Regions from separate parts of the Mus musculus genome. Here all the other regions are linked to region 2. The links are chromatin loops, found by intact Hi-C in ENCODE. Cell type or tissue: left cerebral cortex. All regions are shown on one strand.

Region 1 (8,000 bases), 100 kb after region 2:
TGCTGCTTGCTTGGAGAACTTGAGGATAATGTAGGATCAGGACACACAGTGTATGAATATGTCCTACAGACTGCCATTCTATGATGGTGGAGATTGTGGCCAGCTTAAGAGGACATAGGTTTTCTTCATGAGGCCTAGCAGAAAGGGAAGACTTTATTTTAGCAGAGAAATGCTGAACGCTTCCTGGATCCTGGAAGGGGTCACGGATGAACTCTCAGAGTGCATGCATGTCTTAAGGAGCTGCCAACAAGTGTCAGCTACCACGGTTTGTCAAATATATCCCTCAAAGTGCCATTTCTTGGGAGCTTGGTCCAAGTGTAGCAGCACCAGGAGGAGGCCAATTGGGGACTGGTGAGGTCATTTGGAGTATCAACCTTGGAGGAGATCAACGCCCATCTTGTGCAGAGGGATCGGGTACCTTGGGACCATTCTGGGTGTAAGTGGGGCTTGGAAAGCAAGATGGGTTCCCATCACTGGCTCTCTTGCTCCCCCTCTTACCATGTGTATGTATTGTTTATCTCATCAATGTAACAAAATGACTGACAAGGGCAAGATAAAGATAGAGGGGTTTTCTTTGGCTCACAATCACAGGCACTCATCTACCCATGGAAGAAGGCATGGTGGCTGGCACAAGCTTGGGGCAGCTGGTCACATTGCATCTACAGTCAGGAAGCAAAGAGACAAATACTGGTGCTTAGCCCCCTCTCTCCTTGTACTCACTTCAGGACTCTAGCCCACAGGATGGTACCACCCATATTCACCTCGAGTCTTACCTCAGTTAACTACCTCACAGGCATGTCCAGAGGTTTGTCTCCTGGGTGCTTCTAGATCCTGTCAACATGTCGGCCAGTACCAGACATCACGGTACTTGCTGCTTCTTCAGCATCTTCCTGCTGTGTGATAAGTAAGGTTCTCAGAAAACCTTCATGACCAACCTGATGAGGAAACCTGAACTTGGACCTTTAACTCCCAGAATTTTGAACTCAGTAGCCTATTTTCTTTATAAAACCATTCAGTCTCAGATCATTTTTTTTTTTTTTGGTGTCAAAACAAAGTAGACTCAGACATCACCTAAATTGGGGTACCAGTGATGTGGTAAATGTTGGCGCACGCGTGTACACACATCACATCACACCATATCACATGAGCTGAATGAACTACCAAACAGAGCATTGCCTAAATTCCTGGTAGAAAAAAAAATCATGCAATGTATTGAATTTGTAGTTACTTTAAACTATTATATCCTTGGATATTTGAAGAATGATTGCTACACTCAGAGATGAAGTTAGTAAAAAAAAAAAATAATAATAATACATGCCAGAGAATGGTGACTGACAAGTCTTCAATCCTAAATGAAGCTCTGTATCACTCCTCCACAAGGCTCCAGGACCATAACAGAGAAAAACAGGGAAAGCCAGTAAAAGCCAGAGATCGGGGGGCAGGTTATGTGGTAGTGTCATCTGGGCATGACAAGGCCATCACACTCATGAACACACAGCAGTCATTGCTGGCTGCACAAGCTCTACAGAGGATTGGCCCAGTCAGTATCCTAGCTGTGAGGTTAGCTTTATTTACAATATGCTGGAAAACCAAAAAGAAATCAGGGCCACCCAGGGCAATAGCAGCGGTTCAGCTCGAGATGGTGATAGTCAGGCCCAGTTAAACCCATATGAGAAAGAAGAGCAACTCCAAGAGGTTTCCAGGTGCTGAGAAAGTACTCTTCTCCCACTGACTAATGGTAAGAACAGGACAGCACCTCAGAATCTAGTCACTGCTAATGACAGGCACTGGAGGAGCCCACCCCTCCTACAGATGCTGACAGGCACTGGAGGAGTATGCCCCTTCCACAGATGCTGACAGGCATGGCAGACAGAATTTCTCACCTGGGATGTGAGGTAAAATCAGAAGGTATTTATGGGGAGGTAGAGGCACCAGTCACTTACTTACGGCTCCCCACTTCTTTCCCTGCCTCCCACCCAGAGAGCCTGGCTGCAGACTCTGGCTGTGAAGCCTGCCCTCACCACCCACCTTCAAGGGATAAAAGGATGGAACCACCTTCTAGCACTTGGGCTCTGGTTGTCTTTGGAGACACCCTGCCGTCATGCTGTCTGTCTCTGGTGGCGGGTGTGGAGAGCTGTGCCTTGAGCAATCGCCATTATAAGACGGCGCTGGCTTCCACTGCGCCTAACTAGTAAACAAGCCTTATGCGCAAGTGCAAGAGTAAATTCACGCCCAGTCACTGTCCATCTCGGGGCGTAGTAATGGGGTGATGGGCAAGCAACTAATCAGGTGCTGTCACGCCACATCAGGTGCTGAAACGTCACTCTGCGGGCTATATAAGCAGCACCATTTTCCGGGTTCGGGGTCTTCCTTATGTTGAAGCAATAAAAGCTTTGCCGTAGAAGGATCCGGTTGTCCGAGTGAATTCTTGCCGGCGAGATACTAGCTCGGGCAAGAGGCGGGTCTTGAACTCCCCTCTGGGATCCCACCGTGTTGCCTCCTTGTCCATCTTTCCAGGGCTAAAACACCGGAGTTTCCGGTAATCTGTACTTCTGTCCTCTTGAACTACCCACTGCCACAACCAGAACCTGATGGTTATCACACCGATACCTTAAGTTTCACTTGCATGTCAACAGCACTCTTAGTGGATGCCTATATGGGACTGTTCACAGGTAAGACTCGGGAAAGATGGACGAGAAAATCCAACAGAAACCTCCTGCCCCTCCCATTCTTTGGACGGAGAGGGATAACTAGATGGGTGGGTGACAAACTCCATGGATGCAGATTTGGGGTAAGCAAAGCTCCCCCTCTCTCTTGTCTCTCCCTTTTCCATCTATGAAAACTGTCTTCGTTTTGGAGCCTGCTGAGCCTTTAGGATCTTTGCTTGTAAATCACTACTTTCCTCAACAACAAATGGCTGTGAGCCACCATATAGGTGTTAGGAATTGAACCCCGATCCTGTGGAAAAGGAGTCATTGCCCTTAACCACTGAGCTATCTCCCAGCCCCATGTGTCCATGTTTTGATTTTCCTGAGCCTCTTGTCTGCTCCCCTCCCCCACCCAGGGAAATATTGTATGATCCTTACTTTTACCTCTTTTACTGACTTCATTTTTTTCCCATCAGGCTTCCTTTATCATGTATTTTTTAATAGATGAGATGATTCTATTTTACTCAGCCACAGAGCGCCTAAGTTGACTTGACATATCACCCCATCCTGAGACCCCACTATTTTCTGCCTTCTGCCCACCTAGACTAGCTATTTCAGTTGGTGTTGTGTGGCTGTGTGAGCTGCGGTTCTCCCGTGGGGACTCTGGGAGTCATGGATTCTGCTTTTGTAGCCGTTCTTTTTATAATTCTTCGTGTTATACTCACTCCTCTTTCTGAATCTAGCGCTCTCACGGAGCATCTGTTGGCTCCGTTATGACTAAGAGAAAATTACCAGTCTTCCACTTCCTCCCTCTCCCCCCACCGCCCCCGGGCTTCTCTCGGTTTGGTCCTTATTTTTAGGTCTAGTGGTTCCCTCTGAGCTCCAGCAACTACTCAGGAGGCTGCTTTATGCTCTCCCTCATCCCTTATCCCTTATCCCTCCTCCCTCCCTCCTTCTCTCCTCCCTCCCTCTTTCCCTCCTCTCTCTCTCTCTCTCTCTCTCTCTCTCTCTCTCTCTCTCTCTCTCTCTCTAGGTCAGAATCTCATGTATCCCAAGCTGATTTGAGCCTCTTATTTAACCAGGATTGACTTAAACTCTTGATCCTCCTGCCCCCTGCTCGGGATTTCTGAGATTCACCAGTCCGGGTTTATCCAGTATGGGGATGCAGAGTTTGTTTCCCTGCAGGCTAAGTGAACACTGGACCACCAGAGCCTCATCCCTCCTCCAGACTTTCTTGCTGACCTCTGGGTGCAGGACAGAGCTGCTGCCAGGGATTTTTGCCTGAATTTCATTTCCAAACACTCTCCATTGCTTCCTCTGTGAGCCACACACCTTTACCACTGGAACCTAGATTCAAGCCTTCTTTCTGCAAACCACACACAATGGTTACCGCTGTGATTGACATTCAGGTCCCCGTTGCAAATGTTTCCAAATTGAAATTCTCGGTGGTGATGCTTTCTGAAGCTGGGATTCGAGCCCGACTAGACTGAGAGAGTGAAGCCCTCATGAACAGGATTAATGCTTTACAAAAATAGGAGTTGAGTCCAAAGGGAGCCCTCCCTCACCCCTCCCTCCTCCTGAAAACACCAAGAGTTGGGCCAGAGGAGACCTGCTTTAAGCAGGCAACCCAATACATGTGACCTACTTGAACTCCTCCCTGTGTTAGACACTCACATCTGACTTCTCTGAGAGAAGCTTCCCTGCATTGATGTCTGGTGTCTTGGCAATGTTACTGCAGCTACTGTAGCATATAAGTGGAATTACTTTTTTCTTAGGATGACGGGGGTCCAGGCTTCTTTTGGCCCTCCCCTCTGTGTTACGGGTTTCCTTGTTGTAGTTTGGTTTGCATGGGGATGGGAAGGGGAATCAGGGTTGTTTTTATTTTTGGTTTGTTTTGAGAAAAGCTATCATATATCTGCAACTGGTCTCCCACTCTCTATGTAACTGAGGATGACTGTGAACGTATGAACATCTAATTCTCATAGCTCTGCCTCTCAAGTGCTAAGATTACTGTCATGAGTCACCATACGTGGTGTATGTGATGCTAAGGTTCAAGCCCATGCCTTGTGAAATCTAAGGCAAACCCTCCATTAACTGAGCCATAGATCCATAGCCACAGCCCATTGAGTTATGCTATGGCATACATGCACACACATGCATACACATGCACATGTGCACATACATGCACACACAGAAACATGCATGCACACCCACACACATACCCACATGCACACACGTGCATGCATAAGCATATAGATACACATACACACATGCACACACATGAATACACACAGACATGCATGCAATATGCACTCACATGTGCAAATACAAAGGCCCACACATATACACATATGCACACACATGCACACATGCACATGCATACACACATTTTTTAAAAAATTTAAACCTAATATTTTACATTTTTAAAATTTATAACCCTGTGCCGTTGTATTTTTTTATTAATTTGAGGAGATTGTGGCTTTCGCTGTGGATGTGCAGGCTCTGCTCCTCAGGCTAGAAACACCTTCATGCTACAGTGAATGTATCCCTTTCCCTCGGAAGGACCCACAACACTGATCCGTGTGGACCTACCTGCTCTCCATCAGTGCTATCTGCTCAACTACATCCATTTCCTTTTCCTCCTTCTGCACGCAGAGAGAAGGAAAGTCACACCTTCCCATTTGGCTCTGCAATGTATCTACGGTTTAAAACAAAAATCATAAAATCAAAACCGACGCATGAGCACAAAAGGAAGAAACTAAATAGAAGCTTCGAAGAATGTGTTATCTACGTGACTACAAACAAATAAGGAGGCCCAGCGAGTCCCACCGCCATCTTTAAGGTCTTGTCCTGAGGTTTGGGTTTAAACACAGAGGCAGAAGTATGAATAACTTAGCGACCTTGGTCCCACCCACCATTGTCTTGGCTGCAGCCTATCTTTTATGGGGGTCCTCCGCATGAGATTCCTGGGAGAATTTAACTCTTTGAAGTGTGTTATGCCCATAGTCTGGTATTATCAGCATCTCCCTGTAAAATATCCTTCTTGCCAGGACAGTCATAATTCCTGCTCATGCTCTCGTGATTTTGAAAATCCCAATCATTCAGTTGATAGAACCGCTATTCCTGGTGTCTCCTCTCAGTAATTTTTCATCCGCTGGCGGCCCTCCTTCCACACCCTTGGCTGTTGTCTGTCTCTGCTACTCAGCTTTCTCCACTACGGCCATAGCTTGGCCCCGACTGCAGACTGAATGACATCATCCTTGCTGTCTGCAGTACTTATTTCCCACAGTGCTATGACCAACTGACAAAAACCTACTTAAGGGGGAGTTAATTCTGGCTCCAAGTTTGGTGGTATAGTCCAGTATGGTAGGGAAGGCATAGCAGAAGGAGCATGGGGCAACTGGATGCACTGTGTAGATAGTCAGGAAGCAGAGACAGGGAGCAGCATACAGGGAGAGAGGCTATAAAATGTCAGGGCCCACACTACCCAGTGACTCGTTTCTACCTACTAAAAGTTCCATGACCTTCCAAAAGGGCACTCTACCCAGGGATCAAGAGTTCAAACACTGTTGAAGGACACATCACATTCAAACCACACCACCATATTAGCAAATGCAGGAGTATTTTTTTTTCTTTGACAGCATCACTGAATAGACTGTTCTGAAAGAATCAAACATTAGGCTGCTTTTTCCAACCAGCCCACCCCAGTAGGCAACACATGTGGGAGCCAGAACATAGGAAAGCGGTAGTGGGTTCCTGGGACAGCAGGAAGAGCCATGTTGGAGGGGCATTTTGTCCTTTGAACCTCTACAAATGTCCAGGAACGAATAAACACCACATTAACACTTTTAAATGTCTCTAGTTAAGGTATATTAATCAGACTAATAATATAAACGTTAGAAATTTCAATAAAATAAAAAAAATGCCTCTCCTTCCCATGTCCAGTAATACCTGTAACAAGTTAAAAACCATGTCACAGATATGAAACGTTTCAATAATCGAATTTAAGTTCTGCTGTTTTGCATGTACATCCTCAAATTTCATTAAAGTTCACAGTATTTAAATGAAGGGCACATTTGCATTTTTTGCCTATGCAGAAGTGAAGTCTTCTAGGACGGTGGCCAGGAAGAGGATGATTTCACACGTGCGTGTGACTCACTGCAGATAACCAGAGCTCCAGTCCCAACAAACAGCCCGCTACACTAAGGTTCCGGAGCTGTGTGCGTCCCTCACTCCGCCTGTGGTCTGCTCTCTCCATCACCTTCATACGAGTTCTGGGGACCGAACTCAGGCTGTCAAGCTTGCACATCAAGTGGTTTTTACCCAACAAGTCATCTTGCCTGCCCCATTTCACACTTTTTGAAAAGAATTAGCGAATTTTTTTTAACATGCGTAGTAAACGATTTAACTGAGACATGTAGACGGGCTTCTTAGTAATCTGTTGCCTTTAAATTTTTCTTTAAAACTCTACAGATTTATAAGGGTTGAAAAATCAAACCCTACAATAAAACTCCAAGTGGCTGTTGCCAGGTCCAACACTCCAGCGCTTTATACCAAAGGATGAGGGTCTCCTCCCTGTTGTACAACACAGACTTGCCTCAACTTAATTTTTTGTTTACTATTGTTCCAGTTTCTTTAAATCTTTTCCAGTAATTCGTGTTTTTGGCTGTGGGTCTGTGTTTGTGGTTTGTTGTTACTTTTTTTTGTATATTTTAGGGGTTTTTTTTAAATAAATTTTTGGCTTTTTGTTTTTTTGTTTGTTTGCTTATTTGTTGTTGCTTTTCCTTTTTCTTCTGTTTTAGGGTTTTCCCCTTCATCTAACATGCAAAGTAATGTGTTTCATTTCAGCCATTTCTTTTTAAAGAATTATTTATTATTTTTATTTTATACATATTTGTGTTTTGCTGCATGCGTGTTTGTATACCACGCATATATGCCCAGTGCCCATGGACACCAGAAGTGGGCTGCAGATTTCCTGGAACTAGATGTATAGATGGTTATAAGCCACCATTTGGATGCTGGATCCTTATTCACGCCCTCTGCAAAAGCAATAAGTAGCCTTAACCACTGAGCCACCACTACAGCTCTCATTATGTCAACTTCAAGCACACTGTTCCTATCAATCTCCCCCCAAACACCCTCCCATCACAGAGTGTTTCTCTTGGTGGTCCCTTTTCTGTCTCAAAGCCCCCCTCTATCATCATATCATCCGTATCCTACTGGGTCCCATCCCCACCTTGAGATCCTTTTCCTTCTCATGGTCTCACTTCTCATTTGCGTGCTGTCTCTCTCTCTCTCTGTCCCCTCTCTTGCATGTGTGAGTGCGCACATACACACATAAATACACACATA
Region 2 (8,000 bases):
ATGCGAACTCTGGTCCCCAAGCTTGTGCAGCCAGTGCTCTTAGCTACTGAGCCATCTCCCCAGGCGCCATACAATAGAGAGAGAGAAAAAAAACTAATGGCTTGAAGACAGCTCAATAAGGAAAGTTCTTGGTGTCCAAGCATGGGGACCTGAGCTTGATCCCTAGATCAATGCCAAGAAGCTGGGAGCCTGAGCCTGATACTGTGGAGGCAGAGACAAGAGGATCATGGGGGTTCACTAGCCAGCCAGCTGAGCTGAATCAGCAAGCTTCAAGGTCTGGTTCCAAGAGAGAGCCTGTCTTAAAACAACAACAACAACAACAACAACAACAAACAAACAATAAAAAATAAAAACCAGGTTGAAGAAGACACCATTTGTCTCTGGTCCCCACAAGCAAGCTCACACATATGTGCATAGATAAATAGATAGATAGATAGATAGATAGATAGATAGATAGATAGATAGATAGTAGAAAAATAGAGAAATAGATAGATGATAGATAGATAGTAGAAAAATAGAGAAATAGATAGATGATAGATAGATAGATAGATAGATAGATAGATAGATGATAGATAGATGATAGAGAGACACAGACAGGCAGACACATATAAACTGCACATGTACACATACAGGCATGAGCATAATACACAAATACACAAACATTCACGCAGACACATATACACAATGGAAAACCACTCATCCTTAAACTCTTCTTTAGAAAATATTTTTCAAAAGCAAAGGCAGAAGAAAAAGAAAGAAAGAAAGAAAGAAAGAAAGAAAGAAAGAAAGAAAGGAAGGAAGGAAGGAAGGAAGGAAGGAAGGAAGGAAGGAAAGAAAGAAAGAAAGAAAGAAAGAAAGAAAGAAAGAAAGAAAGAAGGAAGGAAGGAAGGAAGCAAACCACATTTTGAGAAGTCCGACGTCTGGAGGCTTTTGTAGTCAGTGGACCTCTGGAAAGAAAATGCTCCCAGAAGCCGTTCTGGCTTGCAAGTCCATGGCCACAGTCACGGTGAGGAGAGCTTGAAAAGGAAAGTGCTGTGGTTAAACAGAACCGAGCTGCACCTGTCATTTTAAATTCTATGAAGACGCTTGACGGCTTAGAACAAAATGAGCAGCCAAGTGCCAGCTAGCCCAGCATGCATTGCAGGCATCTAACATGGCCTCTCTGTGTGATGTGGGTTGATGGGTTGCAGTTTGAGTGTGTACTGCCTGCCACTTCTCCGTGCTGAACTCCATAGGACATAGTAGCGCCATCTCTCCTGGATGCACATCACCGAGGGCCCTGGATCCCTCAGGTACAGGTGTTCTCAGGTTCAGAGCATGAGCCTCTGACATCAGGACCTCAGGCCTGCAGATAAGGCTCCGTCTACTTGAGTTTCCATTCCCTTCTCTAGGCCCAAAGGCGGACTCAGGGGAGGATGAGCCACATCAAACGACAAACCTGACTTCTGAATAAACAATGACCTTTGTTTTGTTTTGTTTTGTTTTGTTTTTCTGGGTTGGCATTCTGCTTCCCCATCCACTCCACCCCCATATTGCCTTTGAGCTACATGTCACCTGCAAGTCACTAACACCACTTCTGTACTTATGAAGCATCAGCTAATTTCTCGTGAGCCCAGAGACTCACAGGCCTTTAGAAGAAACAGCTGTTCAAATGCAGCTTTTCAGCATCCGCAGCATTTCAAGGATTCTTCACTCCCAAGATTCCCTTTGCCTTGGCATCTTTCAGGGTTGCGGCCCAGAGTTGGGTGGACACAGGGGGGTAAACAAGATGTGCAGTGCATTATGGGTGCACTAAGACACTTTGAAATAAGGGCTGGAGAGATGGCTCAGTGGTTAGGAGTTTGTCCTCTTCCGGGAGATCTGAGTTTGACGGTGGCTCACAATTGCCTATAACTCCAGCTCCAGGGGATCCAATGTCCTCTTCTGGCCTTCTTGGGCACTTCGCTTGTGTGCACAATCCATCGTCACACACGTGTGCACGTAACACTCATGTGCACAATAGTTACACACATGTCCACATAACTAAAAAAATTGTTGAAAAAAAATTTAACAAGCAGTGTGATTGATAATTTTGTAACTTGATCAATGGAGCCATCTGTGACGGCTGTGTATTTGACTTCAGTTGTTCATTGATTATGGCCTTGATTTACTGACTTGTTTTGGTGAAACATGTATTTAACCTAATAACAGCTGGAGGAAGGGGATTTGAACGGGAGGTATGAGAGTCCCTTCTAATTACACCTCTGCTCAGCACCCACAGCGGCTGCTTTTACCTAAACAACAGGTCGTATTTCCTCTGACTCATCCACCACAGCTGCCCAGGAGCTACATAATACATACTTTATTGCTATTTTATTTATTGCTGGGGTTACTAATTTTACTACTGAGAGTATAATGTTACATAAATTTTGTTCTTTCTTTGTTTATATTCATATATATATTTGAATAAATGCAATTAACAGGACAGGTATGTGGTAAATCTTTTTTAGAAACAAAATAAATATGTTGTATTTTTCCATCATTGGGCAATAATTACAAACTTCCTATTTGAAAGATATAGATATGGACCTTCCCACAAGTTCGGGACAAATGAATAAATTACTCTCACCTTCATTTGTACAAATATTTTGGTATATTCATTTTTGGTTTTGGTTTTGTATTCTGGATTTGAGAAAAAAGTCAGGTTGGGCGGGGGGGGGGGGATGTGTAGGTACCATTTGAAAGCTGGAGTGTACCAGGCATTTTAGGGCTACCTGCTTTTAAGTCTCCATAATTATAACTGATGGTTACCCGGAATGTACCTAACTTAGCCTTCCTTCCCTCATCTGTGAGTTGCTGGAAGCATGTAGCATAATGAGTAGTGATGAGGTTTGGATAAAATAGCCCATGTACACCTTCTGGAAGGTTCCCAACACACAGCAAGCACTTGTACTACTTCTACTGTAGCATCCTCCAACTTGCATTCGTTGTGATATGTGAAGTTCCCAGGAGCAAAGAAGAAGAAGGAGAAGGAGGAGGAGGAGGAGGAGGAGGAGGAGGAGGAGGAGGAGGAGGAGGAGGAGAATGAGGAGAAGAAGGAGAAAGAGGAGGAGGAGGAGAAAGAGGAGGAGGAGAAGGAGGAGAAAGAGGAGGAGGAGGAGAAGGAGAAGGAGAAGGAGGAGAGGAAGAGGAAGAGGAAGAGGAAGAGGAAGAGGAAGAGGAAGAGGAAGAGGAAGAGGAAGAGGAAGAGGAAGAGGAAGAAGAAGAAGAAGAAGAAGAAGAAGAAGAAGAAGAAGAAGAAGAAGAAGAAGAAGAAGAAGAAGAAGAAGAAGAAGAAGAAGAAGAAAAGAGGAGGAGGGAAAGGGAAATGGAGAAGAGAGGGATGGGGAGGGGCAGGGGGAGGAGGACGGGGAGGGGGAAGGGAGGGGAGGGGGAGGGAGAAAACCTGTTAAGGATTCCACAAAGCCAAATGAGCAAATGAGAAATGGTGGAGAGTAGATTGTGCAATCCAGAGCCAAGTTACCTTGGGCCACTCTTAGTTCCAGCCATTCCCTGCCCACACCATGTGTGACTAATACCCTTGTAACTATCAAGACCTTACAACACATCTTTAGCAGATCTAGGCATCTTTAGCAGATCTAGATTTCACTAATCCAAAAGCTAAGGATGCCATCAGAGAGCACCTGAAACCTGCAGATCAGTGTCCCAACCCTGCTCGGCTGAAACTCATGTAGCTGTTTATTTGGTAATGTTGTGCCAGGAAGCGTTCTTGAACCCCAAAAGACCAACCAATGTCACTTAAATGTTCCACCTTCTGTCTGTGTCTGTGTGTGTGTGTCTGTGTGTGTGTGAGAGTGTGTGTGCGTGCACATGCGTTTCCAAGCAGCAGAGCCTTCTACACTCAATGCTTTGGGTTCAGGTAGCCAGCCTGGTTCCTATGGTGGCTTCCTGTTGCATGTTCTGATATTTGGCAGAATGCTCACCAATGAGCACTTCTCCTCTGGCTACCTTCATTGTGAACAGGGGCTTGGAATGTTTAAATGACATCACCACTATGACTCACCAAAATAACTTGGCATTGGCCAGAATGACCAACTGGTGGTTGTGTATTTTACTATGGCTCGCTGGTGCTCTGACAGGCACATTGAATAGTATCTGCAAAGATTTCAGTGGCTACCTGTTCATGTCACCATTCATTATTCTATGCTGTGATGCTGAAGGTGACAGAGACTCTTCCTTCCCACCGGAAGCCATGCTGGTGAGGGACAGAGGAGCAATTGTTAGTTATCCTGTCGCACTGGAAGGCACAGTCACTTAGACTATACGGTTTTTCATGATGCCGATGTGGTTCTTTGATGGACCCTCCCACAGGGGATCTGTGGCAAATAAGGTGGGCTCTATTGGAGACGGTTCCCCTCTTATCTTAGGAGGATCTAGCCTGGTCTTTAAACACCTTGTGTTTCCTAAGATCTCTGTGCTCCTAACGCATGCAGAGGCGTTCGTCAGAGCTCGAGCTCATTCACTGTTCCAGGCAGCAGCTGCTATTATCTGCTTCCTTGGAGCTGTTTTAACTTCTCTTAGGTTGGATAAAAATGCTATTCTTAGCCCAGTGTTTCTTAAGTCGCCAAAAGGTCTTTTTCCCCCCTCCCAACTCAAGTCTTTGGAAGCAAGGCATTACACTTCTTGTCTCTGCATCACTCCGTTAACTCCAGTCAGATGACTTGGAAGCCCCTCCCATTGTGTTGTCTAAACACTCGGCCCCTGCTACAAGCAAGGAAACGATTAACTTTGCTTGGAGGCTTTTTCTTGGGCAAGAGGACTCTGTGGTCGCTCTCACCATGGTACTGCCAAGATTTTCTTGGCCAGTCATTCTTGACTCAGCTTGAGGACCGGATGTTGCCATCTCCCTGGCCGTGCTGGACAGCTCTTTAAAAGGTTTTGTGAAGCGAAGTGTTTGGGAGAGAGGGTGCAACATAATGGATAAAACCAGCTTCAGGCTGGGCCCTCCACCTGGGTGAAGAAAAGTGTAGGAAAGAGACGATCACACCACGGGAGGCAAATTGTGTGCCTTGCTCTCTAGAATAGGATAAGAAAATTCATGTGGGTGGAAACCCCAGAAAAATGAGTGAGCCCTAAGAGAGGCTCTACATTTAAAGTAATCTGTATTTAAAGATTCGCCAAACAACTAGGCTTATTCAGAGCTGTATGGACAGATGGCATAGCAAAATCAACCTTTAAATTTTGCTTAAATATGGTGATTGAATATGTTATTCAAAAAGGACGATAGTAACAAACTTCCTCACATTAAAAAAAAAATCACTGCTAGTGGTTAAGTTGCAATTTCGTGGGCACATGTGTGCAGGTCTGTAGATGTATGTGGAGGGCGTGTTTAGAGATTCCTAGCCTTTGGGGCTGTGAGCTGGCTCAATAGTCAAGAGCACTTGCAGCTCTTTCAGAGGATCTAATTTCGGTTTCCAGCATTCCTGTTGGACGGCTCACTGTCATCTATCACTCTAGATCCAGGCTCCAGAATGCTCTCTTCTTCTCTGATGGTAACCACATGTACGCAAACTTACATGTACACATACATACATACACACACACACACACACACATGAAATTATCACCCTGCATACTGTTAGCATTCTGTCTAAACTCCACCCCACAATTACCTGGTATAGCCAAGGAGGCCTGGCCCACTATAAAAGGGACTGCTTGCCCCCTCCTCTCTCTCTTGCTCTCTTACTCTTGCTTCCCTCCTGCATCTCTCTTGCTCTCTTGGGCTCTTCCCTTCCCTCCTCCCTTTCCCATCCTCTCCCTTCCTTTCCTTTCCCTTCCCATCCTCTCCCTTCCTTTCCTTTCCCTTCCCTTCCTTTCCCTTCCCTTCCCTTCCCTTCCCTTTCCCTTTCCCTTTCCCTTCCCTTCCCTTCCCTTCCCTTCCCTTCCCTTCCCTTCCCTTCCCTTCCCTTCCCTTCCCTTCCCTTCCCCACCCCTCTCTCTCTGCCTTTCTCTGACTCTACTACCCTCTTAACTCCCCTCCCCATGCCCTGAATAAACTCTAGTCTATACTATACAATCCATTGCGTGGCTGGTCCCTCAGGGGGAAGGGATGCCACAGCATGGACCCTCTGAGACACCCCCTTCCCCCATACCTTACCATACCCCCATAGAACATATCTTATATCTCTTTATCTTTTTATATACATATCACATATTGTTGCACAGAAGAAATTCAAGTCCCTTACATGAAGGATGCTTTAATCAAACTTTATTGCAATGTGGAACAAGGCTCCCAGGCACCCAGAGAGTGCTCTCATTTAAGAGATGTAGTTTGACCTAATGTGCTGAAGTGTCACCAAAATTAGGCAAAGTGAAAGCGCCAGCTGTCATTGTGATGCTGTGGCATTTGTGTGATGCAGTCTCAAATTCAACACGGATCCAGAGCAGCGCAGTGAGATAACAGAATTTGTTACATTTTTATAAAATATCACTTTCATCTACAGAAAGCCATGTATTTCTAGCCTATCAACCTTGCAAAGAATCAATCCACCAGAGAACAAGGAAGTCGGTAGTAGACCTGTAACCTCACCAAGACTAAGTAGGAGAGCTTCAAGAGCCAGGAACCAAAGATTAAATGAGCCAGTCTTCTGCAAAATGCTTTGATCTCTCCAGCATCCTCCAGCATCTTTGACTCTTGTCACAGAGTAAGAGGCTAAGAAGCCTGGCAGAGAGCAGCTGCCGGGAGTCCAAGAAGTTGGAGGGGCTTAGATAATCACATAAGGCAGGCACATGAATGCTGATGATTGTTGGGTCTGCCAAGGCAGATGGGCAGAGGAGTTAAGGTCCCAGAGCTTGTCAGCATAGATGTCCCTCGAGGCTGATGCTGATTTCCCTGCTGGATGGTGACAAGGACAGAGCAGGCAGGAAGGAGATGAAAGGTGGGGGAATATTAGGTGGTTTCATTAGGAGGACAGGGGCACAGAAATCAGATGAGAATCCTAGAAGTGCACAGTGCCTTTGGCGAGGTCTACAAGGGGGCAACTATGCATTATCCCAGTCCATTGCACACCCCTCTTTCTTTTCAGGTTCATAAATTGCTTAGGTCCATTTGAACTGCTGCATAAAGACACCCTGGACTGGGTAAGCAACAGCAATCTATATTTCTCAGTTCTAGAGATAGTGAAGTCCAGGACCAGGTCAGCAGCAGACCGAGGCTTTCTATCTGCCTCAGAGATGGCACCTGCTATCTTATCACATGGCGTGTGAGGTGAGCAAGGTTCTTAAGCTTCTTCTAAGATGGGGAGCCCTCACAACATCATTGCCTCCTGAAGCTCTGTCCTCCTTAATACCACCACATTGGGAATTGGGCGTCACTATATGAACTTGGTGCACAGAGATATCCAGACCATAGGATGCAGGGTAGTTTCTGTGGCAGAGAGATCTGCAGCCCCACCACTTCCAGGTCTGCCCTTTCTGTAGTTCCTTTCATTGTGCATATCCAAACAGTCCTAGCTGGTTCACAATGACATGGGCACCATTTATCAAGAATCCACTTTTCCTGCCCTTTTGTGGTTTCAAATGAAAGTTTTATCTAACACCAAATGTAGGAATAAATGGGTTTGTATTTCTGGACTTAAAATTAACCCTACAAGTTCACATCTGCGCATTTCAATAGATTCTAATTCCTAGTGTTTGCAGGATGAGTGCCATTCATCAGCTCCCCCAACTCCCCCTGGGTCACCTCCACCTCCTATGCACCTAACTTCATGTCTTTATTTCTTCTTTAAGACCATCAGCTCTAGCTCCTTCTCAAAACACTAAGCTGAGGACCAAGCCTTCAGATCATGAGCTTTTGTGGGGAGCTAAGGGGGTGGAGGGTGGGGCTACATCTGTGTCCTGGCAGCTTGCTGTCCTCTTGTACTATAAGGCAGCCTGAGTGGGACATAGGAGGATGAGGTAGTGAGACTAACAGGGTTTCCAATGTGGCTTTTCCCTAAGAGGCCTCTCACCCCAGGATTCTC
Region 3 (8,000 bases), 91 kb after region 2:
ATAAACTGCTTCTAAGGCCCATATTCCCAACCTCCCAAGATCAGCAGCTTCTGCGAAGGAAAAAGTTCAATCCTATTAATATGGTGCATCAAAACCAGGCATCAGAAATTTATCTTCTACCACCAGGAGATTCTTGGTGAACTCAACTACTCCTCTGAATGGTCCCACAGATTAGCCCCTTGTATTCCCTGTCACTGGGCAGTCCCTGCTGACTCAGAGAGCCCCTCACTACCTGGAGTGTGCCTAGGAGGGCACTTCAGACACCTCACTCAGCTAGGCTCCTCATAGCACCATGGCTGACATCTACAGCTCCATGGAAATTAGGTTTCTCTCCAGTCCTGACCGTGAGAGAGCAGACACTGGGTACAAATGAGTCCCGAGGCTGCTGCTGGCCTTGTCTCGGCAGTAATGTTCCAAACTAGGCAAAGTTCTGCTCACCTAGTCACAGTAGACAAAAAAAAAAAAAAAAAAAAAAAAAGGTAATTCTAGTCAATTAAAATCAACCAATCAGTCTCTGGGGGTGTGAATAATAACACAAATATTGGGACTCCGCAGGAAGGAAGACATCACTATGGCTGCCTGGAGGAAGGAAGCTGGTAAGTCAGAGACACAATGTTACCAGAACAACCCAAGTACCTGGTAAAGCAGGCATGGGAAGAGGCTCCTAGGAAGGGTGTGGCTTCTCTTCTCTGCAGCCACACCCTGCCTCAGCATCCCAGAACAGGAGCCAATCTCCCAGGCAGCATCCAAGTGATGCATTTAGTGTAAACCGCAACCACCAAGACAAACCACCAAGACCACACAGTCTTCTCCACCTGGGTCCCCATTCTCTGCTGCCCCTAACTCTCCTTTCAAGGGAAGTTTGTTCCTGGTCCTCCTGCTCCATGGCTCCTGCACCAACCTAGCATGTGAGTCACTTTCTTCTAGACTGTCAGACAGGAATTTCCTTTGGACAGTCTCTCCTCCTTCCCCCAGCTTCATGCCCTTTCCTTCTCTCTTTCTTACTGCTTTTCTCTTCTCTCTTGACATGTTCACTTGCCCATCTCCTCCCCTCCCCTCCCCTCCCCCCCTTCCCTGTGCCTCTTTACCTTCTCATTGAGAAATATGCCCGCACTTCTTTGCATCTGGCCATTGAGAATATTGATGGAAACGAGAGGTTATGCTGTTGAAGACCCCAGGTCACATGGGAAACAGTTCTATCATGTGGAGATCAGAGGCTGATGGCTGTCTGTTCATAATATGGCTGACTTTTCTATCCAGCCAGTAGTGCTGTGGGAACTATGAGTGTAAGTAGTTGGGGAGCTAATTTAAACGGAGCTCACTTTGCAGGGAGATGAGGGGTTGCAGAGCTTATTCCCTGATTGTCAGAGGTGTCCTACAGCTAACAACAGGTTTTGGGGCACACAGCTTCCTCAAGTTTTAGCCTGGCTTCCTCCTGTGGCTTAAAAACCACATCAGGCTAAACATAGACCCTTGGTTCTGGAACCATAGATCTGGACCTGTTCTTTAGACCTTGGAAAAGAAGCAAGCAGACTGTTAGTGGTGTGACGTGGAAGGTCTTAGCACAGAGCCGCCTGCCCTGTGGTTCCATAGTTCTCTGCACGATCCTTCCAATCTGAACCTCTCACTGAGCTTTCCTGACTTCCTCCCCAGACTCTGACAACATCCTCTACTGTCTGCTTCTAGCCCACCCTTCTCAGAATCCACATAATGGGGCATGCTCGAGACCACTCCTTCTAGGGTCACAGACATCTTCAGGGTCATGTCCTCTACACGGGTGCAGCGTGTCATCGGCAAACTGCCTTCCCTACTGCGTTTCCCTGAAGACTCCATTTTCCATGCCTTGTCATCTCTGACCCAGAGGTTGTGTTGTCTTTATTTGGAGGTAAGGTAGCAACTGCTAAATAATGACTAATCTGCCTCCTTACCCCTTCTAGCCCCTTCTGTTGTTGTTAGAGGCTCATGGCCACCCCCCCACCCTCACCACACCCTGGGCTGGTCCTTGTTGGATGTAAGACCAGTTGATTTTTCTTCAAAGTACATATCCCTGCCATTTTCACTTTTGGTGTTTTTGTACTGAGGAGGGTGAATAGAGTCCATAGCATCCTGTGTTCTTTCACTGGGCTGCAGGTCAATCTCATTCATACCTCTAGTCCTGTTGATGCTCTCAGTAGCCTTGGCATCACGCTGTGGCCCCAGGATCATTCACAATTGGTGTCCTCCAATAACCACAATGCACTGAGGTCTGTGTGACTGAAGGTGATGGAGATACCAGTCTTCCTATCTTAGACTCTACACCATCATCCTGTGGGGCAGAGTTCCCAGACCAGCTGACATCCGGCAGCTTTATGAACCAGGTGAGCTGGACCAAGAGGAACCCTTGCTGCTTCCTTCTTCATTTACCAGGAACATGGGCAGGGCAAGTTTGCTTCCTGACCTCCTAAGTGGGAAAGGGAGGATGGGGAGACATGCAGGGCCTTCGAGTGACAGAACCTTTAAAAACACACTGTCTTTCTGTAGGTATGTGACCGCACCCTTTTTCCTGTTGGCCTCAGCAACAGGAGAAATGGGCCCATTAGTCCCTCAAGTTTGCAAGTTTTCTTCTGCCATGTGGCCCAAGTCATATACAGGGTGCTCAATGATGGAGGTGGACAGGATGGAGCCTGTTTCCATGGATACTGGTAGCAAACCTGCATTCCAGATATCCACGAATAGACATTCCTCCTCTATGTGCCCCACCTTCTCGGGTGGGGAACGACACCTCCATGTGATGCCAGAAATAAAAAATAAAAAGGCAGGTTTAGGAGGTAAGTTTAAAGCAATCAGGTCCTGCACCATGAGAACCATAGCTCTCTCAAACACCCTAATAATGAATCTTGGGGTCAGAGATAAGAAGACCAACCCAAACCCCAAAGCAGTTATGTTATGACAAAGCATGAGAGAAACTGGAATTGGAAATAAGTGCACTCTAAGAGGACGAAACAAAGCCCAAAGAAACAAAGAGCTGGAGGTTTGAAAGGATGAAATAAGTCCAAGAAACCCATGACCAATTACCATCGAGAAGACACAGATCAATAAATGAGTAGGATGCACGGAAACCCTAGGGCAAACTTGAAATCCAGAGGACTGACAGTCTTGAGAGAAGGTGATGACTAGATTCACAAAACAGATTGATCTAGGGGCTATTACACACACACCACCTGCTGCCTTCCTGCCGCTACATCTGGGGGTGACATGCAGTCAGTATGATACAAAACATCTAAAGAGATCAGTATAAGGACCAGATGGAAAGAGTGATACCATCTTCCTGACAAGGACATCCCAAGACCAACTGATTGAATAATAGATCTTACTCCTAGGCCAAATAGAACACTGACAGCCGATGCTCCTCAAGCTGTTCTGCTGAAGAGACATGCTGAGATCACTCCTAACTTAGCCTACAAAGCACCAGGGACGGCATTGCCTTTGTCACTGCCTTGAGCACATCTTCAAAAGATAAGGCTTAAGGGAGAAAGGCTTGCTCTTCTCTCCAGCTCTCAGAAAACAGGGAAGGCTTGGCAATGGGAGGAGCTGTGACTTGGGAAGATGGATCTGAAAAAAGATAGTCACATGACTTTGGCAGGCTCCTACTGCATCTACTTACCCAGTTATCCTCCTGCAGTGTTCCACAGCCCTAGGGTTTTGTGACCTCCCCAGACAGGATTCCCTGCTGGAGAATACACATTCAGACTCATGGGATGCTGTAAAACCCTTCACCTCAAACTTTCAGGATGACGTTTTAACTTTTATAAACTCAAACTGCCTAACAACAGGAACAACAGACTCAAGAAGTCTGTGCTCACCTGGGTCAGGACATGGTAGAGAGAGAACCTCCAGACTGCTTCAGTGGCCTCTCACTAGGACTCTACCGCTCTCTCATAACTCACTACTACTACAGACCCCATCGTCTCTATATTCACAGTACACGCTTACGCAATGAGGGGTTCAATCACCTTTGCTTTAAACTTATTCCGAGGGCTTGAAGGTTGGTGGCCCCTCACTGACCCTGAGATACTGTGACTAGACACTCCATTTCCAAGACACCCCATGGCACGTGAGGGACATCTATAGTCCTACAGTTCACTAGCTCAGCTGACTTCCAATTCTAGCAAGTCCTATTTTGGGGTGAGGTTGTCAATGGTAGCACAAAGCAACTTTTTCTGTGGACACACCAGGCAGTGTGTCCATCTTCTTCCCCACGTTTCTGACTGGCTCTGGGTAATCGTTTAGTCATGCCATTTCCCAGGGACTCGATAGGAGGTGACAGACAAAAGGGTCTTTTAAGTACTAGACTGGGATTCAGGAAAGTTATGTGTCTATCTCAGTCTGGCCTCTTCTTACTCAGTAAATCAGCCTTCCGGAGTGTTCTTGTCAGTGTGAGGCAGCATCATGCACAGGGAGAAGAGACAGAGGACAGCTTTCCCCACCATTCCTGGTCCACTCTCAGCTCTCCTCTAAAGGGTTTGATTTGCTCCCACCACCACTCCACCCCCCAAAGCACTCATCTGGGAACTTAACGTTTGTATGAGGCAACCATACTGAGACTCTCTCTTCTCTCATTTTGATGATGATCTCTATCCTTTTTCTCCCCCTGGAAGACACGGTTTTGTGGCTATACAATTGTAGGACTCCACAGAGAAATAGCAAAATTACCCCATCTACCCACTCCTGGCTGCAGTGATTTTTATTGCGAACTCTGTTTTAATCCTTATCTTTATTTCTCTAGATAGGAGTTGCTTTCTTCCTCACCAGGTTTCACTTGGCTTAGGCTTTCTGAACTTACTGAGACAGGCCTAGGCGTGTTCTTTTTACTCATTACCATCTTGCATGCACATTTGAGGAGTGCATCTCTTCATGTGTGACATGTGGTGACAGAGAATTCAGGCAGAGACTGTAGGGCAAGGCTAGGGTGGTCAGCTGAGGAAGGACTGCTGGACAGAGGCAGCCTCTCATCTGATCCAGCAAGCGACAGTGACAACACACATCAGCAGCATTGCCACACAGAGGGTTTTAGCGCCGAGACCCAAAGGATGGGAGATGCCTTCGAAGCAGCTCACTGCTGACGTCTGTCCGCGAGATCCTGCATTCTATGTATTTCTAGTAACTTGGTATTTTGTTCCCATCTGGTAAATGGAATCTCAGATTCCCTTCTTTTACTGCACTTGCTTCTCTTTCTTGCTGATTTTAGCAACCACCTCCTACACTTCAGCCATCTTTAGCTCAATGCAGAGTTAGAAACCTTCTAAATAAGCAACTGCTTCCTTCCAAGTGAGTGGGTGTGGAAACCCTAAATACAAAAACCTTCTGCTACTATAGTGATCGCAAGGTGGCTTAACCTGATATCATCGCTTGTACTTAAAATTGTTTGAAGGCCTACAAACGGTTAACAAGTTCTTTGGCACTTACTGATGCATTAATAATCTCTGAAGTCTTGTTAAATTGATAAAGATCTTTAAATTCTTTTAAAAATTTTTATTTGCATGTTTGAGTGTGTGTATGCGTGTATGTGTCTGTGTGAATCTGTGTGTCTGTGTGCCTTTGTCATACATACACAGACACACACACACACACAGACACACACACACACACACACAGACACACACACACACACAGACACACACACACACACACACACACACACACACACACACATCACATGTATAATGATGTCTGAGGAGGCAGCAGAGCTGTGAGATTCTTGAACCTGGAGCTTCCTGACTTGGGTGCTGAGAACTAAGCTCCAGTCCTTGCCTGGACTGGACTCAGCACTAACTGCTGAGCTCCTTAAATTCACTCTTTGTGGATTTCAAATCACATCTGATAGTATGCAATGTGTTTCCACATTAGGGTGCCTTTTGTATCTCTGTGAAATTGTCTGTAGCATCCTGCATAAAGTACTTGTTGACTATCCCCTTTGGAAAGGTTCATGTTCTTACAACTTGTGAGTGATATTTAATATTGTAACATTCTGGAAAAAAAACCACTATGCACATGTATTCTAATTTTTTTGTTTCGATATACAAATTTCCAATAAATAAATCAGAAATTATTGAATACTATCATGCGATGGTACTTTTAATTGTCTATCTAGAATTTTCTGGAAGTAGGGCCTCTGAAAATGTCTGTGAGGGACTGTCTTAATTATATTAAATGTAGGAAGTTTTGCCCATTGTGAGTGGCACCATTCCCTGGGCCTGGGGTCCTGAACTGAGTGAGTATATAGAGGGAGTTATGTACTAGTGGGCATGCAGTAGTTCATTGGTCTCTGAATGGTTAGTGGATGTAAAGTGACCAGTTCTCTCAAGTCTTTGCGGCTCATTCTGTGATTTACCTGTAATAATGGGCTCTCACCTATGACTCTGAGCTAACTCTCTTAAGTTGCCTTTTCTGAATATATTATTACACCAACAGAAACTATGACACATCAAAAACAACAAGACTTTTCTAAAAACACCTATTTCCTCATCTTTTCTGGGTCATGCACTCCCTTGGGGTCACCCAGAAGAGTATATATAGCTGTAGTGGCTATTCCTGGTTGTCAACTTGACTGTATCTGGAATGAGCTACAATCCAGAATTGGAAGGCTCACCAGTGATCCTAATCTGGAGGCTGGGACATACAAGTTTCTGACCTGGATCTTGGCATAGAGATCTTGAGGCATAGTGGCTATGAATTCCACAAGATTAAGACAGGAAGATCTCTAAGTTCAAGGTCATTGGGGATTAAAGACGTAGTGGCACACATCTTTAATATGGGCCACACCTTCTGCTGGAGACCTACATAAGGACACTGGAATAAAGAAGATGGACTCTCTTTCTCTCCTTTGCCTGCTTACCTTGTGGGACTGAGCAACTGCTAGATCCTTGAACTTCCATTCACAGCTGCTGCTGACCATTGTAGGGAGTTGGATTACAGACTGTAAGTCATCAACAAATTTCCTTACTGTATAGAGACTACCCATAAGTTCTGTGACTCTAGAGAACCCTGACTCACACAATAACCCACGCCATCCTTCATCACTGAGTTTGCCAACAATGTCACAGTAGCTTCACTGCTCCTAGACACTGCTGAGCACAAAGTGGCAGCTGCTTTAATACCTTTTGGGGTGCCCCTCCCCCAGGACTGACGCTCAGTGATACAGAGTTTGGATTTCAGGAACGGGGGACCTCCGTGTGCACATTGTTCATGATTCTCAAAATGGCATTCATTACTCTGTGGCTTTTTATACCATGCCAGCTTATCAGCTGCCCGTGAGACACATTATTTAAACCCATGGTTTATTTATAATCTTTTCTGCTCTAGGAATTCTGCTCAAACATGGGTATTGATGAAATATCCTTGATGAAAAATCCTTGATGAAAAAAAAATCGTTTTTTTTTTCATTTCTTCCTGCCTCTATGCTAACAATCGTTTACACAGCTGGTGAGAAAATGTGCTCTGTGGTTCTGCTTAGCTTGCTGTGTTTTGTTACTCCCCTATTGATTTTGCCTAGGAGTGGCAAAATCATCTTCAGACCCAAAAATTGTCTCTAATGCGACAGTCACGTGTCCCTATTTCTCAGATCATTTTTTTACATTTTAGAAGGGAAATGGATAGTCGGCATGCCTATTCATCATTTTTACTAAAAATGTTCTTCTTCTTTATGGTTGTAAATATGGGGCTAAAAATCAATGCTAAAGATTTGTCAGTGTTATTTGGCACTTTTCCCTTCGTTTGCAGCTTTAAAAATATTTACTATTTTAAAAATTGTGAGGTGTGTGTGTGTGTGTGTGTGTGTGTGTGTGTGTGTGTGTGCAGATGCACATGTTATACTTCAAGACCAGAAGAGGGAGTCAGGTCCTCCAGAGCTATAGACACAGAAGTGTGTCAGCCATCTGATGTAGGCACTAGGAAGCAAACTGGGGTCCTGTGCAAGGGCAGCAGTGTTCAGATCTTATAACTGCTGAGCCATCTCTCCAGTC

The links. Hi-C counts contacts between places; a loop is a spot of excess contacts. Peaks named below come from ENCODE experiments on the same cell type or tissue, not always from the same donor. Only the 100,000 strongest peaks of a DNase experiment are listed, where the experiment ranks them.
Region 1: a loop joins it to region 2, with 4 times the contacts of the local background. A loop is called at or near these places in 5 of 42 quality-filtered maps.
Region 3: a loop joins it to region 2, with 2.9 times the contacts of the local background. A loop is called at or near these places in 5 of 42 quality-filtered maps.

The regions. Positions count from the first base shown.
Region 1 is chr13:52,442,312-52,450,311 of GRCm38, forward strand. No RefSeq gene overlaps it. Among named protein-coding and RNA genes, the nearest start is that of Diras2, 85 kb to the right of the region's middle. In left cerebral cortex, no CTCF peak of the experiment used is centred here; DNase peaks (open chromatin) are centred at 3,418, 4,054, 4,678 and 6,813; H3K27ac peaks cover 1,441 bases.
Region 2 is chr13:52,341,043-52,349,042 of GRCm38, forward strand. No RefSeq gene overlaps it. Among named protein-coding and RNA genes, the nearest start is that of Gm33116, 110 kb to the left of the region's middle. In left cerebral cortex, no CTCF peak of the experiment used is centred here; DNase peaks (open chromatin) are centred at 4,589 and 5,141; H3K27ac peaks cover 776 bases.
Region 3 is chr13:52,431,787-52,439,786 of GRCm38, forward strand. No RefSeq gene overlaps it. Among named protein-coding and RNA genes, the nearest start is that of Diras2, 95 kb to the right of the region's middle. In left cerebral cortex, no CTCF peak of the experiment used is centred here; DNase peaks (open chromatin) are centred at 3,543, 4,524, 5,177 and 7,048; H3K27ac peaks cover 966 bases.